2 separate regions of the Homo sapiens genome follow, and region 2 is linked to region 1. Evidence: read pairs that join two places in POLR2A ChIA-PET (ENCODE). Cell type or tissue: CD4-positive, alpha-beta T cell. All regions are shown on one strand. Each heading gives the region's core, and the rest is flanking DNA. Links, peaks and the distances in the headings are about the cores only.

Evidence for each region. Peaks named below come from ENCODE experiments on the same cell type or tissue, not always from the same donor. Only the 100,000 strongest peaks of a DNase experiment are listed, where the experiment ranks them.
Region 2: POLR2A ChIA-PET joins it to region 1 with 11 read pairs; 3 of 35 experiments call an interaction of 5 or more read pairs at or near these places.

The regions. Positions count from the first base shown.
Region 1 is chrX:154,424,386-154,431,385 of GRCh38, forward strand. ATP6AP1 (ATPase H+ transporting accessory protein 1) reads left to right here and starts at 4,292. Exons shown (of 10, transcript NM_001183.6): 1 at 4,292-4,468; 2 at 4,663-4,789. The coding sequence starts at 4,308. ATP6AP1-DT (ATP6AP1 divergent transcript) reads right to left here and starts at 4,094. Exons shown (of 2, transcript NR_103768.1): 1 at 3,743-4,094; 2 at 1-240. RefSeq lists an enhancer at 4,008-4,509 and a silencer at 4,085-4,194. In CD4-positive, alpha-beta T cell, for the core only: no CTCF peak of the experiment used is centred there; DNase peaks (open chromatin) are centred at 4,226, 4,616 and 6,696; H3K4me3 peaks cover 1,939 bases; H3K27ac peaks cover 593 bases.
Region 2 is chrX:154,079,919-154,087,946 of GRCh38, forward strand. All of the region lies in intron 1 of MECP2 (methyl-CpG binding protein 2), which reads right to left. Among named protein-coding and RNA genes, the nearest start is that of MECP2, 14 kb to the right of the region's middle. In CD4-positive, alpha-beta T cell, for the core only: no CTCF peak of the experiment used is centred there; no DNase peak of the experiment used is centred there; H3K27ac peaks cover 408 bases.

The sequences.
Region 1 (7,000 bases), core at 2,001-7,000:
TAAAGCAACAGAAATTTATTCTCTCCCAGTTCTGAAGGCCAGAAGTCCGAAATCAAGGTGGCACCAGGGTGGGTTCCTTCTGGGGCTGTGAGGGAAAGCCAGCTCCAGGCCTGTCTTCTGGCTTCTTCCGGTGGTTCCCAGCAATGCTCCGTGTTCCTTGGCTTGCAGAGGTGTCATTCCAATCTCTGCCTTCAGCTGCGTGCAGTGCTCTCCTCCCTGTGTCTGTCTCTTTTTCTCCTCCTTTAAAAACACCATGCATTGATTGAACTAGGGGTCACCCTTATGCAGTATAACCTCACCTTAACTTGATTCTGTCTGCAATGACTTTTATGGGGACACTACTCAACCCAGTGCATATACTCTATGACCTAGCAATTCCCCACCTAGTTATATACCTATTGAAATGAACATCTATGTTTAACAAAAGACACATACATCGGCTGGGCGCAGTGGCTCACGCCCATAATCCAAGCACTCAGGCCGAGGCGGGCAGATCTTGAGGTCAGGAGATAGAGACCATCCTGGCTAACACAGTGAAACCCCGTCTCTACTAAAAATACAAAAAATTAGCTGGGCATGGGGGTGGGCACCTGTAGTCCCAGCTACTCAGGGGGCTGAGGCAGGAGACTGGCGTGAACCCGGAAGGCGGAGCTTGCAGTGAGCTGAGATCACGCCACTGCACTCCAGCCTAGGTGACAGAGCGAGACTCCGTCTCAAAAAAAAAAAAAAAAAGAAGAAAAAGAAAGACGTATACATAATTGTTCACAGCAGCATTAGCCATAACAGCCCAAATGGGAAACCAACCAAATGTCAACAGTTGAAGGACACAATCAATGGTGACGTATTCATCCAGGGGAATACTATGCAGCAACATTGTTACATGCAGCCACTTGAATTAATCTGCCAATGTTGAGCAAAGAATCTAGACACAAAATAATACTTCCCTTCAGAGTGGAGGAGAAGGCTGAGTGCGGTGACTCACACCTGTAATCTCAGCACTTTGGGAGGCCAAGGTGGGTGGGTCACCTGAGGTTAGGAGTTCAAGACCAGCCTGACCAACATGGTGAAATCCCGTCTCTACTAAATACAAAAAATTAGCCGGGCGTGGTGGCACATGCCTGTAATCCCAGCTACTCGGGAGGCTGAGGCAGGAGAATTGCTTGAATCCGAAGGTTGCAGTGACCCGAGATGGCGCTATTGCACTCCAGCCTGGGCAACAAGAGCCAAACTCTGTCTCCAAAAAAAAAAAAAAAAAAAAGAGTGGAGGAGGGAAAAATATTATACTGAATAATTTCCTTTATTTAAAGCCTCAAAACAGCCAAAACAACACATCCCATCATTTTTAGGAATGCATGCTTAACTGGTCAAACTATAAAGACCAAAGTGATTAGCAAAAGAATCAAGTTCATGGTCACATTGGGAAGTGATAGTAAGGGTATGAGAGGGGCTTTCAGGGCAATGATATTCAAATTCTTGACCTGGGTGATGCCATGGAACTGTCTGCTTTGATAAGCATTACACTGTACATCTTTATTTTGTGGGTTTTTTTTTTTTTTTTTTTTTTTGAGACAGAGTTTCGCTCTGTCACCCAGGCTGGATGGAGTACAATGGCATGATCTCTGGTCACTGCAACCTCTGCCTCCTGGGTTCAAGCGATTCTCCTGCCTCAGCCTCCCGAGTAGCTGGGATTACAGGCGCATGCCACCATGCCCGGCTAATTATCTTGTATTTTTAATAGAGACGGGGTTTCACCATGTTGGCCAGGCTGGTCTCGAACTCCTGCCCTCAGGTGATCCGCCCGCCTTGGCCTCCCAAAGTGCTGGGATTACAGGCGTGAGCCAATGCGCCTGGCCTACTTCTTTTCTTTTTTGGGTTACGTTTCACCATAGAAGTGCTTTTTTTTTTTTTTTTTGAGACAGAGTCTTGCTCTGTCGCCCAGGCTGGAGTGCAGTGGCACGATCTCGGCTCACTGCAAGCCCCATCTCCCGGGTTCACGCCATTCTCCTGCCTCAGCCTCCCGAGTAGCTGGGACTACAGGCGCCCGCCACCACGCCTGGCTAATTTTTCATATTTTTAGTAGAGATGGGGTTTCACCGTGTTAGCCAGGATGGTCTTGATCTCCTGACCTCGTGATCCGCCCGCCTCGGCCTCCCAAAGTGCTGGGATTACAGGCATGAGCCAAAGTGCCCGGCCCTTTTTTTTTTTCTTTTTTTTGAGATGGAGTTTCGCTCTTGTTGCTCAGGCTGGAGTGCAATGGCACGATCTCGGCTCACTGCAACCTCCGCCTCCCAGGTTCAAGCAATTGTCCTGTCTCAGCCTCCTGAGTAGCTGGGACTACAGGTGCCCGCCACCACGCCCAGCTAATTTTTGTATTTTTAGTAGAGACGGGGTTTTGCCATGTTTGCTAGGCTGGTCTCAAACTCTTGACCTCAGGTTATCTGCCCGCCTCAGCCTCCCAGTGTTGGGATTACAGGCGTGAGCCACCACGCCCAGCCAGGATTTCAATGAACAAAATGCTTTTACCCTAAAGATGAAGTCCCCAGACAGAAGGTGCTCATTGGTGCTGTCAACATTTGGTGATTGGTTCAGTTTAGATATCACCTCCTGGTGGGAGCAGCTTCATCGGTGCCCCTCTCCTTACATCCCTCCCAGTCCCATGTCTCAACCTTTGGAATATTCATGACCCTGTATCATGACCTGCTGTCCTGCATGTCCTCTAGACCAAACTGTCAACTTCCGGGGCAGAGTCCAGGTGCCTGGCCCATAGCAGGTGCTTCAGGAAGCCTCCAGGGCCATCACTCCAGGGACCCCTAGCAATGCAGGGAAGAATAAAAGCAGCCACAGGTGGGTTTCTTCCCTAAGCATGGAAGCAGCTCAGCAACAGAGTCCTGGCGGAGGCAAGATTGCCTTCCGCATTCCAGAGGAAGTATTTGCCTTGAAACTATGTAACAAAAGTAACAGAAACATAATAGACATGCTTTCCTTTTTAAGTTTGCTGGATTCTCCTGGGATACAGTGAAGCTCCAGTGAAAACCTCTCTCCTCAGCTAGTTAAGGCCTGGAAATGGCCACTTGGGGGTTTCCCTAAGCACCCGAAACTCAGTGAGCCCCCAAGTGACCTCGTCTCCCAGTCCCCAACTCAGAGAGACCCAAAAGCTACAATCTTCTTTGACTGTATTGTCAGACCCACTTCCTCTCTCCAGCTCAACTGCCACTATCCTAGTCCTAGTCTGAATCACATGTGACAATCATGACTACAATCTTTTTTTTTTTTTTTTTTTGAGATGGACTCTCACTCTGTCGCCCAGGATGGAGTGCAGTGGCGCGATCTCGGCCCACTGCAACCTCCGCCTCGCGGGTTCAAGTGATTCTCCTGCCTCAGCCTCCCGTGTAACTGGGACTACAGGTGTGCACCACCATGCCCAGCTAATTTTTGTATTTTCAGTAGAGATGGGGTTTCACCATGTTGTGCAGGATGGTCTCGATCTCTTGACCTCATGATTCGCCCGCCTCGGGCTCCCAAAGTGCTGGGATTACAGGCGTGAGCCACAGCGCCCGGCCCGTTAGGGTGTCTTTGATGCCACGCTTCGCTCTGGGTTTTCTCCTTCCTCTTTGATTGCTCCTTGTCCGATCTCTTTTCTGGACCCTTCTCCTCCTGCCCAATGTAAGTGCTGGGTGTTCCCCTAGATGCTATCCTGAGCCCGCTTCACTCCTCGTTCTAAGGGATTACAGTCTCCTCTCACCTGTATCAGGGAGGGTCCATCTGCAGGAAAAAGACACCACTTTTGCAATTTTAAGGAAAAGGATTAAAACAGGGATTGGCCGGGTGCGGCGATGCGCGCCTGTAGTCCCACTTTTCCGGAGGCTGAGGCGGGAGGATCGCTTGAGCCCGGGGACTCGAGACCAGCCTGGCCAACATAGCTAGACCCCGTCTCTAAAGAAAAAAAAAAGACAAAAGAAGAGAACAACAACAAAAAAACCAAAATAAAAATAAAAATAAAAACGGACGGGCGAACGCGTCGGGTGGGCGTAGGGTTCCGCGAAGCCTCCCTGTCCCTCTTGTCTCGTCCTAGTCGGTCTAGCTGGGCCCCATCCCCTTTCCCACTCGGAGCGTGAGCGCCTGGAGACACGTACAGCCAACCAGTGAGAAGGAGTGGCCGCGAGTGGCATGCACTTGGTCCAATTACCTGCGGCCCTGCCGGTCGGCCCGCGCTGGGGCCAATGGAGGTGCGAGGCGGGGCTCGGGCGGGGGCAACGGTCACCTGATCTGCGGCTGTCGAGGCCGCTGAGGCAGTGGAGGCTGAGGCTATGATGGCGGCCATGGCGACGGCTCGAGTGCGGATGGGGCCGCGGTGCGCCCAGGCGCTCTGGCGCATGCCGTGGCTGCCGGTGTTTTTGTCGTTGGCGGCGGCGGCGGCGGCGGCAGCGGCGGAGCAGCAGGTCCCGCTGGTGCTGTGGTCGAGTGACCGGTGAGCGGGCCGGGGTGGGATGCGCTGTGGCGGCTGAGGCGCCCTCGCCCGACTCCGGCGCTGTCCTAGGCGAGGGGTGGTGAGGCCCGGAGGTGGACTGTTCCTTGCTCGGGGGCTCGCAGCGAATCTGCCGGCGACAGAGCTCCAGTCCACATGCGCCCCCGTCTGACAGCACCTCTTCTGTGCCCTGCCAGGGACTTGTGGGCTCCTGCGGCCGACACTCATGAAGGCCACATCACCAGCGACTTGCAGCTCTCTACCTACTTAGATCCCGCCCTGGAGCTGGGTCCCAGGAATGTGCTGCTGTTCCTGCAGGACAAGGTGCGCCCGCCCCAGCCCACTCTCCCCCGGTCATCGGGAGGCAGCCAGGCCCCCTCCCCCCATGACACTGACGCCCATTCCCCAAGGGAAGCTTCAGTGACCTTGTCCCAACTGTAGGGAGGTGTGGGTCGTCTCATGGGAAGGCCTGTAGTAAACGCTTCAGTGGGCATGGCGACAGCCTCGGAAATGGCACCAACTTGATTGGAGGAAGCGACGGACCAGAGGCCAGGTACCTACTGAGTACCAAGCACTTTGGATATCTGACTTAGTCCAATATGGTGGGTGGGGATTATCGTCCCTGTTTGTTTATAGATGAGAAGACTGAGGCTGGAGGTTAAGTGACTTGTCCAAGCTCATACAGCTAATGGGTGGCAGAGTTGTAATTCTAGCTGTGATGATCATAATAATGATAATTGGAAAATGCTCACCTGTTTAGTGCTTTGTAGGCACTTGCTACACTGATGTCATTATCTTGGTTTCACTGCCAAGGAAAGTAAGGTTTGTCGAGATACAATGTTTCACTACAGTTGATAGATACCACTTTGGTTCCAGCCTGAGTCTGCCAATCCTCCCTCCCAATTGGAGCTCATAACCCGCATGCTGTTTTCCTTCCCATCCAGGATCTTTGCCCCAAAAGCAGGCGTGGAGACCATGAGATGACTCTAAGATAGCAAGTCTCTGCTAGGCCCTCCCTTGTTGGTGGCCTGTATGGCTCATTGCCCTTGTAGTCTCCCTTGGTTGCTGTGTGGGCAGATGGTGGTGGCCTGAAGTCTTTTCAGGAGGTGGTAAATAATATAGTCAAATAGGAACTGAGTCCTAGTTCTACCATGTAACCAGCCATTGGAGGCATGAAATAATCTTTGTGAATGACAGTTTCTACATCTGTAAAATGAAGACACCACCTATATCAGAGGGCTGTGAGTGGGAAATCTTTTTTTTTTTTTTTTTTGAGACGGAGTCTCGCTCTGTTGCCCAGGCTGGAATGCAGTGGTGCAATGTCAGCTCAGCTCACTGCACCCTCCGCCTCCCGGGTTCAAGCAGTTCTCTGCCTCAGCCTCCCGAGTAGCTAGGATTACAGGGCGCCCGCCACTACACCCAGCTAATTTTTGTATTTTTTTGTATTTTTAGTAGAGATGGGGTTTCACCATGTTGGCCAGGCTGGTCTTGAACTCCTGACCTCGTGATCCACCCACCTCAGCCTCCCAAACTGCTGGGATTACAGGCGTGAGCCACCGCGCCCGGCCTGTGAGGGGGAATTCTTATAATCCACATAAAACATCTAGCCAGGATCCCCCAGTCTTAGGGCATTCACCCATTCATTCATTTGCCCAATATGGAAAGCCTACTATGTGCCAGGTATTGTGAAGTGTTGGGGATATGGCAGTGAGCAGAAGAACCCAAGCCCCCACCCTCAGGAAGCTGACATTCTTGTGAGGGTGGCCAGTAAATACTAAGTCGGTATAGGATATGATGTCAGTGTTACGGCCTTTAGGGAAGGAAGCAGGCTAAGGGGACAGAGTGACTGGGATGCTATTTTAGATAAGGGTGGTCAGGCCAGGCCTCATTGAGGAGGTGATATATGAGCAGCGATCTTAATGGAGGGAGGGAGCCGTTTGGGGAAGGACATTCCTGGAACAGCAAATGCGAGGGTCCTGGGCGAGGTGTGCTCTTGGCCAGCTCAAGGAAGAGCTGGTGTGGCTGGAGCACAGTGAGTGAGAGAAAGGGGTAGGAGATGTAGGAGATGGTTTGCAGGTGGCTAGGCGATGAAGTAGGACCTTGTAGGCCATGAGGGGGAAGGTCAGTTGCAGTTCGAAATGTGTGAGAAAGCCTTGGGTAACGTGGAGCAGGGAGTGGTGTGATTTCTCAATTAAAGAAAGCCCACAGGACCCACCAGCAGTTCCTGGGCTTTCCGACTGAGAACCCCGGTGGCCAAACAGCAGCAAGGTCCTGCCCACAAGGGAGGGGAGGCTGGGCGAGTGTGTATACCAAACAGGTTAGGGAAGCTGATTAAAATCTCCTCAGGGCCTAACTGGGAAGGGCCAGAGGAAGCTGGGGATGGGAGTGGAGGGTAGGAGCAAAAGGACAAAGGACATCTGTAGGTTGTGGAGAAAAAGGGATGGGGTCGGGGCCACTGTGGTCCTAAGAGCTCAAAAGACTTCAATGCTCGATGCTTCCTCCAGCATGTTCTGAGATCCTCACCTCTCCCCTTCC
Region 2 (8,028 bases), core at 1,185-6,184, 350 kb before region 1:
CGTGGTGGCTCATGCCTGTAATCCTAGCACTTTGGGAGGCCGAGGTGGGCAGATCACAAGGTCAAGAGATGAAGACCATCCTGGCCAACATGGCGAAACCCTATCTCTACTAAAAATACAAAAATTAGCTGGGCATGGTGGCGCGCACCTGTAGTCCCAGCTAGTCAGGAGGCTGAGGCGGGAGAATCGCTTGAACCAGGGAGGCAGAGGTTGCAGTGAGCTGAGATCGCACCACTGCACTCCAGCCTGGCGACAGTGTGACTCTGTCTCAAAATAAATAAATAAATAAATAAATAAGTAAGTAATAAAATAAAATGCCAACAGCAAAAGTAACTTTTAGGCTATTATGCACCAACAAATTTATGTGATATCGAGAAGTGTTAAACAGTTTTAGTTGCATTACACTTTGCATAATATACACAAAACACTAAACATGTTAATAAATGTTTGATATAATAAGATGACCTAAGTTTAAGTGTAATTTTGACTCCTTTTACTGTACCTGTGTTTTCCCCCACTAACTGACTAGTCAAGTGCTGACTGGTTTTTAAGAGATGGGGTCTTGCTCTGTTGCCCAGGCTGGCCTCAAACTCCTGGGCTCAAGTGATTTTCCCACCTCAGCCTCCCAAGTAGGTGGAACTACAGGTGTGCATCACCATACCCGGCTTAACGTCTGTTTTTATATTTGTAGCCACATGGTACAAAGTACAGAACAGGTGTTCTTAACCTTTTTCTGCCATGGACCCTTTTGGCCTTCTGGACCCCTCCTCAGAAGAATGTTTTGAAATGTGTAAAATGCACAGAAATTAACAACATATTTCAAGAGTTCGTTCTCAAATAATATGTGCTTCTTCAGTAAATCATTAAATAACCAGATCTAGAGATGGGTCTAATAATTACCTTAAGTTTGAAGCAGTGATGGACATATATATTTCAAAATATCTGTAACAACTATAATATGATATGAAAGTATCTTTGATCTCTACTGGTGACAGTCACTGCTATTCTAATACTACCATGATCTGTTGCTTACAATTGTCATTGAAGAAAATGTGGATTTTTTTTTTTTTTTTTGAGACAGAGTCTCGCTCTGTCGCCCAGGCTGGAGTGCAATGGTGTGATCTTGGCTCACTGCAACCTCTACCTTCCGGGTTCAAGTGATTCTCCTGCCTCAGCCTCCGGAGTAGCTGGGATTACAGGCGCCCACCACCATGCCCGGCTGATTTTTGTATTTTTAGTAGAGACAGGATTTCACCATGTTGGTCAGGCTGGTCTCAAACTCCTGACCTCAGGTGATCTGCCTGCCTCAGCCTCTCAAAGTGCTGGGATTACAGGCATGAGCCACCACACCCGGCTGGATTTTTTTTTTTTTTAAAAGACAGGGTCTTGCTATGTTGCCCAGGCTGGTCTCAAACTCCTGGGCTCAAGTGATCTGCCCTCCACGGGCTTCCAAAGCACTGGGATTACAGGCACGAGCCACCATGCCCAGCTAAAAATCTGGGTTTTCAGAGACATTAGTGAAAATAAAGAGTGAATGTTTTTCCCATCCAAGGTCACAGACCCGGCTGAATTCTCAACCAAAGTTGGAGGCCTTGGTCTAGAAAGATACATACCAAATATTAACAGCAGTTTTTTTTTTTTTTGGATAGTGGAATCGCCAGAGTGATTCTATTTTGTTTTATGATATTTTTGTAGAGATAGGGTCTCAATATGTTGCTCAGGCTGGTCTTGAACTCCTGGGCTCAAAAGATCCTCCCACCTTGGCCTCCCAAAGTGCTGGGATTACAGGCGTGAGCCATGGCATGCCTGGCCTAATTTTTTATCTTTGTACCTATACGCATTTTCAAAGTTTTGTACAATGATGTTTTACAATTAAAATTTATAAGAGCTTAATAAATACTATGTATTTGTTTGTCTTAAACAACCTGGAAGGATGACTAGGAAATTTTATACAACTGACTACAGATGTTCAACCTTCTATAACTACTTAAGTGTTATGATGACTCTAATCATTCCCATGTTCTTACAAGCCAAGAAAAAAACTCACTAGAATTATTTATTCTGGAGTTAAAAAGAACAAAAAAACAAACTGTCACAACTGCAGACATTTGTCTATTTTTTTGCCAAGTGTAATTCCAAAAACAGCTGAAAATATTAGAACAAATTAGTACTTAATATGGACTAATACCTTCTGCTGTTTACAAAAACACAAAACCCGGAAGTACACAGAAACTTGTATTTTAAAAATAAGTTATTGTGTGTAGAAAGACTTAAAATACAACTTATCTAAGTAATGCCAAAACTTACATACCACCAGACAAAGTGCTTTAATGCTTTATTTTTATTTTTTTGAGACAGAGTCTCGCTCTGTCACCTAGGCTAGAGTGCAGTGGCTCGATCTCTGCTCACTGCAACCTCCACCTCCTGGGTTCAAGCAATTCTCCTGCCTCAGCCTCCCGAGTAGCTGGGATTACAGGCGCCCGCCACCATGCCCGGCTAATTTTTGTATTTTTAGTGGAGATGGGGTTTCACTATATTGGCTAGGCTGGTCTTGAACTCCTGACCTCAAGTGATCTACCCGCCTCGGCCTTCTAAAGTGCTAGGAATATAGGCGTGAGCCACCACACCCGGCCGAAAATGCTTTAATGTTTTAAAAAATGAGTCATACATAGAAAGTAAGCACATGCTTGAAAGTGCTCATGTTCAAGTTTTAGCAGCAATGTGGAATGTTGCAAAAGAGACAGGGACACAGGGAAATGTGCATATCTCAGAAGCCTACTTTGCTTTCTTTCAAATCTAAAAATAAAACCTTTGGACTGCCCTATTAATAAGTCTAGAAAATGGATGCTTTTTTTGTGGAAAGCTTTCGCAAACATGGAAATAAAAATATCTTCTTCTCGGTTAACAGGACTAAAGGATGTAAACATAAACCAGATGCCAATCCTTGTTTCTCTACAATCCCCTTCTCCCTCATGGCTCTGGACAGGCTTCTATTGTAAAACTATTTCTATGGCACAAGGAGACATATCAAATGAATGAACATTGGTCTGCACGGAGCAGTACAGACCAGGTTCAAAAGTCAAATGTTGAGTGAAAAGAGTAAGTTGTAGGATGTTCCACATAGTAGGATATCATCCAGTAAATTTGCAAAACACTTTATTCCATGTTGTCATGTGTAATACAACAAAAACCTTGCATGGGGAGTATCTCGGTGACCTTTAGGGAGCAGGCTACCTTGGGGAAGCAGGGCAGACAAAGAGTGCAACCACAGGGCTGGGAATTCAGCTGAATCTGTCCTATTTGAGTTCCATAGTAAGAGGGCTGACAGGAATACGACCAACTGATAACATTTCCTAAGTCTGGGTGAAAAGTACCCAAACAGCTACTACTTGAGCTGAGCGTAGAAGCCAGGAAGGAAGAGGGCGGGGGAAGACAGGACCTTAGAATGACGCCAGGAAGAATGGTGGAAGAGCTGACAGCATGGAGGAAGAGCTGGGAACAGCGCTTAGGGCCCACCTCCTGAGCCCAGGCTTGGGGAGTTACAGCAGTGCTGTCCACAGGGGCTCATCAGAGTGGACCTGGTACTTGACAAGACAGGAGTCAGCTTGCTCACACACTGCTTCCTTTACCATCAAAGTCTTATGTAAAAATAAAAAATAAAAAATCAGTAGAACTAAGCAGCGTACTTTGTACCACAGCTGACTCCCATTCCATGTAAGCTCCTGACCTTCTCACAGCCCAGCACTTTCGTGCATTAGACAATGAACTGTGCTGGAGAAGATGATGCCTGTTCCCATGAGTCTCCCAGGTCTCCTGGGACAGAAGTGAAGGGAAAGAAGGGTCCATGAAGAGACCTGGAGTGGAGTGGGAGCCCCAGGGGCCCAGTGGATAGGGTGGGGTGGAAAAGGACAGCATAGATGGGCAGAGCACCTCACGCTGCCTTCTGGGGCCCAGGGAACATCTAAGAGTGTGACGGGGCCTGGAAAGAAAGCCGAGCCTGGCCGGGCGTGGGGGCTCTCACCTGTAATCCCAGCACTCTGGGAGGCCGAGACGGGTAGATCACCTAAGGTCAGGAGTTTGAGGCCAACATGGTGAAACTCCGTCTCTACTAAAAATACAAAAATTAACCGGGCATGGTGGCGGGTGCCTGTAATCCTAGCTGCTTGGGAGGCTAAGGCAGAAGAATTGCTTGAACCCTGGAAGTGGGGGTTGCAGTGAGCCGAGATCATGCCATTGCACTCCAGCCTGGGTGACAGAGAAAGACGTCTCAAAAAAAAAAAAAAAAAAAAAGAAAGAAAAAAGAAAAAAAGAAAAATGCTCCTCTCCACATGTCCTGGCTGGTTGTTCATGCCTCGTCTTCACACAGTGGACTCTCTGAATGGGCCTGAGAGATTCTCTCCTGTCAGAGCCTCTACACATGCTGGTCCTTCCAAAAGACTCATGCATCTCTCCCCACTGATGCTTTGTCCTTGACCTAGCTAATGTTTCCTTGCTGTTCAGGTCTTAGATGCCATTTTTCAAAGAAGTCTCCTCCCTGACCTACCTCCCAATTCTTGGTAGGATCTCCTCTGATTTTTATGTGCTCCCTTAGTGGCTGGAACTTCTCTCCATCACAGAAGTTAGCCTCTTGTAAAGTCATAGCCCATTTGCCTGTCTGTACCTCCCATTAGACCAGAAGACTGCTGAGGGTAGGATAGTTTCCAGCAGCTAGCACAGTAACTGACACATAATAAATGCTCAATTAGTACAGCTTAAAAAAGTACTGCTATATAAAGAGTTCAACAGTCACAGAACAACAAAGCAACCACAGCCTGTTCCTGAATACTTCTAGGACACCTCTTATGCATATTACAGCATGAGGAGGCAGAAGGTCCAGCAGCAGAGGGAGATTCTCCAACCCCGAGTACCAAGGAACTACCACAACCTAGAATGGTCCCAAAATAAAAATGCTCCACTTTCTTCAAGGTTCACAAACAAGAACTGGGCAAGTTCCCCTTGTCGAGTAAAAAGGTCCTTCCCTCACATGCCCTACTCAGATGAGGTCACTTTTGATGAAATGGAAGTTTCCAAAGTTTTGCTTTCTAGTGCTAACTGCTAAAAACTTCTTCCTAGCCTAACAGCTCTGTGATCTCTACAAACAGTATTGCAGTGATAAATTCGTATGCTTATCTACTTACACGCAACTTTTTCTCTAATGGTCTGCAAATAAAAGGCTACTCTTGTCGGGCTCCATGGCTCATGGTTGTAATCTCGGCACTTTGGGAGGCCAAGGCAGGAGGATTACTCAAGCCCAAGGAGTTCAAGACCAGCCTGGGCAACACAGTGAAACCCCGTGTCTACCAAAAATAAAAATAAAAATAAAAATAAAAAATTTAGCCAGGCATGGCGGCACATCCCTGTAGTCCCAGCTACAAGAGAGCCTGAGGTGGGAGGATCACATCAGCCCCGGAGTTCAAGGCTGCAGTAAGCTATGATCATGCTGTTGCACTCCAGTCTGGGTGATGGAGTGGGATCCTGTCTCTAAAAAAACATTAAAAAAAATAAGTAAAAAATTTAAAAACTGGTTAAATAAATTGTGGTACATCCATAACAGACTATTTAAACCCAACCCTTAAAAGGAATGATACGGCTCTGTATGAACCGATTCTAAATAATCTACAGGATACATTAAAATAAACAAATGTGCACAATATTTTATAGTATGTGTAAAAACACAACGCCCACATACCCTTGTGTATTTATACACACATGTAAAATATATACACAAACCTAAACACACAAAAATATGTCCAATAGAGACAAAGAGTAGAATAGTAGTTGCCAGAGGGTGGGGTGGGGGAAAGGGGAGAAGTGGGAGTTAGTGTTTAATAGGTATGAAATTTCAGTTTTGCAAGACGAAAGGTTGTAGAGATGGATGGTAGTAATGGCTGTACAACAATGTGAATGTACTCAGTGCCACTGAACTGTACAGTTAAGATGATTAAAACTGTAAATTGTTATATATATCGATATATATTTTTTGAGACGGAGTCTCGGTCTGTCGCCCAGGCTGGAGTGCAGTGACGCGATCTCGGCTCACTGCAAGCTCCGCCTCCTGGGTTCACGCCATTCTCCTGCCTCAGGCTCTCAGAGTAGCTGGGACTACAGGCGCCCGCCACCATGCCCGGCTAATTTTTTGTATTTTTAGTAAAGACGAGGTTTCACCGTGCTCGCCAGGATGGTCTCGATCTCCTGACCTCGTGATCAGCCTGCCTCGGCCTCCCAAAGTGCTGGGATTACAGGCGTGAGCCACCACGCCCAGCCTGTTATATATATTTTATAATAAAAATTTAACACACGGGTACACACACGCTTTTTTTTTTGAGATGGAGTCTCATTCTGTTGCCAGGCTGGAGTGCAGCGGCGTGATCTCAGTTCACTGCAACCTCTGCCTCCCAGGTTCAAGCGATTCTCCTGCCTCAGCCTCCCGAGTAGCTGGGACTACAGGTGCCCGCCACCATGCCCGGCTAATTTTTTGTATTTTTAGTAGAGATGGGGTTTTACCATGTTGGCCAAGATGGTCTCGATCTCTTGACCTCATGATCCACCCACCTCCACCTCCCAAAGTGCTAGGATTACAGGCGTGAGCCACCGTGCCCGGCCACAATTTTTTTTTTTTTTTAAAGAAACAGGTAATAGTGGCTGCCTCCAGGGAAAGAAATGAATGTTTGGGGCAGGGTAGCAGAGATACTTTACAATATAACTCTTTTTTTTTTTTTTTTGAGACGGAGTTCCGCTCTTGTCGTCCAGGCTGGAGTGCAACGGCATGATCTTGGCTCACTGCAACCTCTGCCTCCCAGGTTCAGGCGATTCTCCTGCCTCAGCTTCCCAAGTAGCTGGGACTACAGGCACGCACCACCACGCTTGGCTAATTTTTGTATTTTTAGTGGAGACGGAGTTTCACCATGTTGGCCAGGCTAGTCTCGAATTCCTGACCTCAAGTGATCAAGCTGCCTCAGCCTCCCAAACTGCTGGGATTACAGGCATGAGCCACCATGCCCAGCCCCATATAACTTTTTTCTATTATTATTTTTCTGAGATGGAGTCTCACTCTGTCGCCCAGGCTGGAGTGCAATGGCACGATCTTGGCTCACTGCAACCTCTGCCTCCTGGGTTCAAACGATTCTTCTGCCTCAGCCTCCCGAGTAGCTGGATTACAGGTGCATACCACCAAGCCCAGCTAATTTTTGTATTTTTAGTAGAAATGATGTTTCGTCATGTTGGCTAGGCTGGTCTCGAACTCCTGACCTCAGGTGATCCACCCACCTCGGCCTCCCAAAGTACTGGGATTGCAGGCGTGAGTCACTGTGCCCAGCCCCGTATAACTTTTTACACCACCTTTTTAATTCCGTATTGTCCATCTAACTATTCAAAAAATCATTTAAAAAACCCCGGCCTTATACAAGAAGTCTTTTCCTTAATCGTGTCATTTATTCTATCCCTCTTCCTTTAAGTAAAAAATATTTTCAATCAAAATCAGAATTCGACTTCAGCTTTGAGGGTATTTATTAGATTCAAATAATGCAATTTATAAAAATTACACTTGCTACCCTAAAAATATATTCACTAAAAGCCTTTTCTTTTTTTCTTTTTTCTTTTTTTTTTTTTTTAAAGAGACAGTGTCTTACTCTAAAGAACGAGGCTGCCCAGGCTAGAGTACAGGAGTACAGTGGTGTGATGATGGCTCACTGTAGCCTAAAACTCCTGGGCTCATGGGATCCTCTCACCTCATCCTCCCGAGTAGCTGGGACTACAGGCATGAGCCACCATGCCTGGCCCCTCTATTTTTATCAGGTGTTACAGAAAAGCTTCAAAATCATCATGGAAGAAAATTATCATTTTTACCAGTACAAAACTTTTATTGCATCCCAACCAAGCTAAGATGAATACAGAATTGTTTCAACAGAAGTTACCATTATCATAATTCAAGACAAAAATCAGCCGGCAATTACATGAGTTGGAAAACAAACTACTCTTATGTCACAGTCT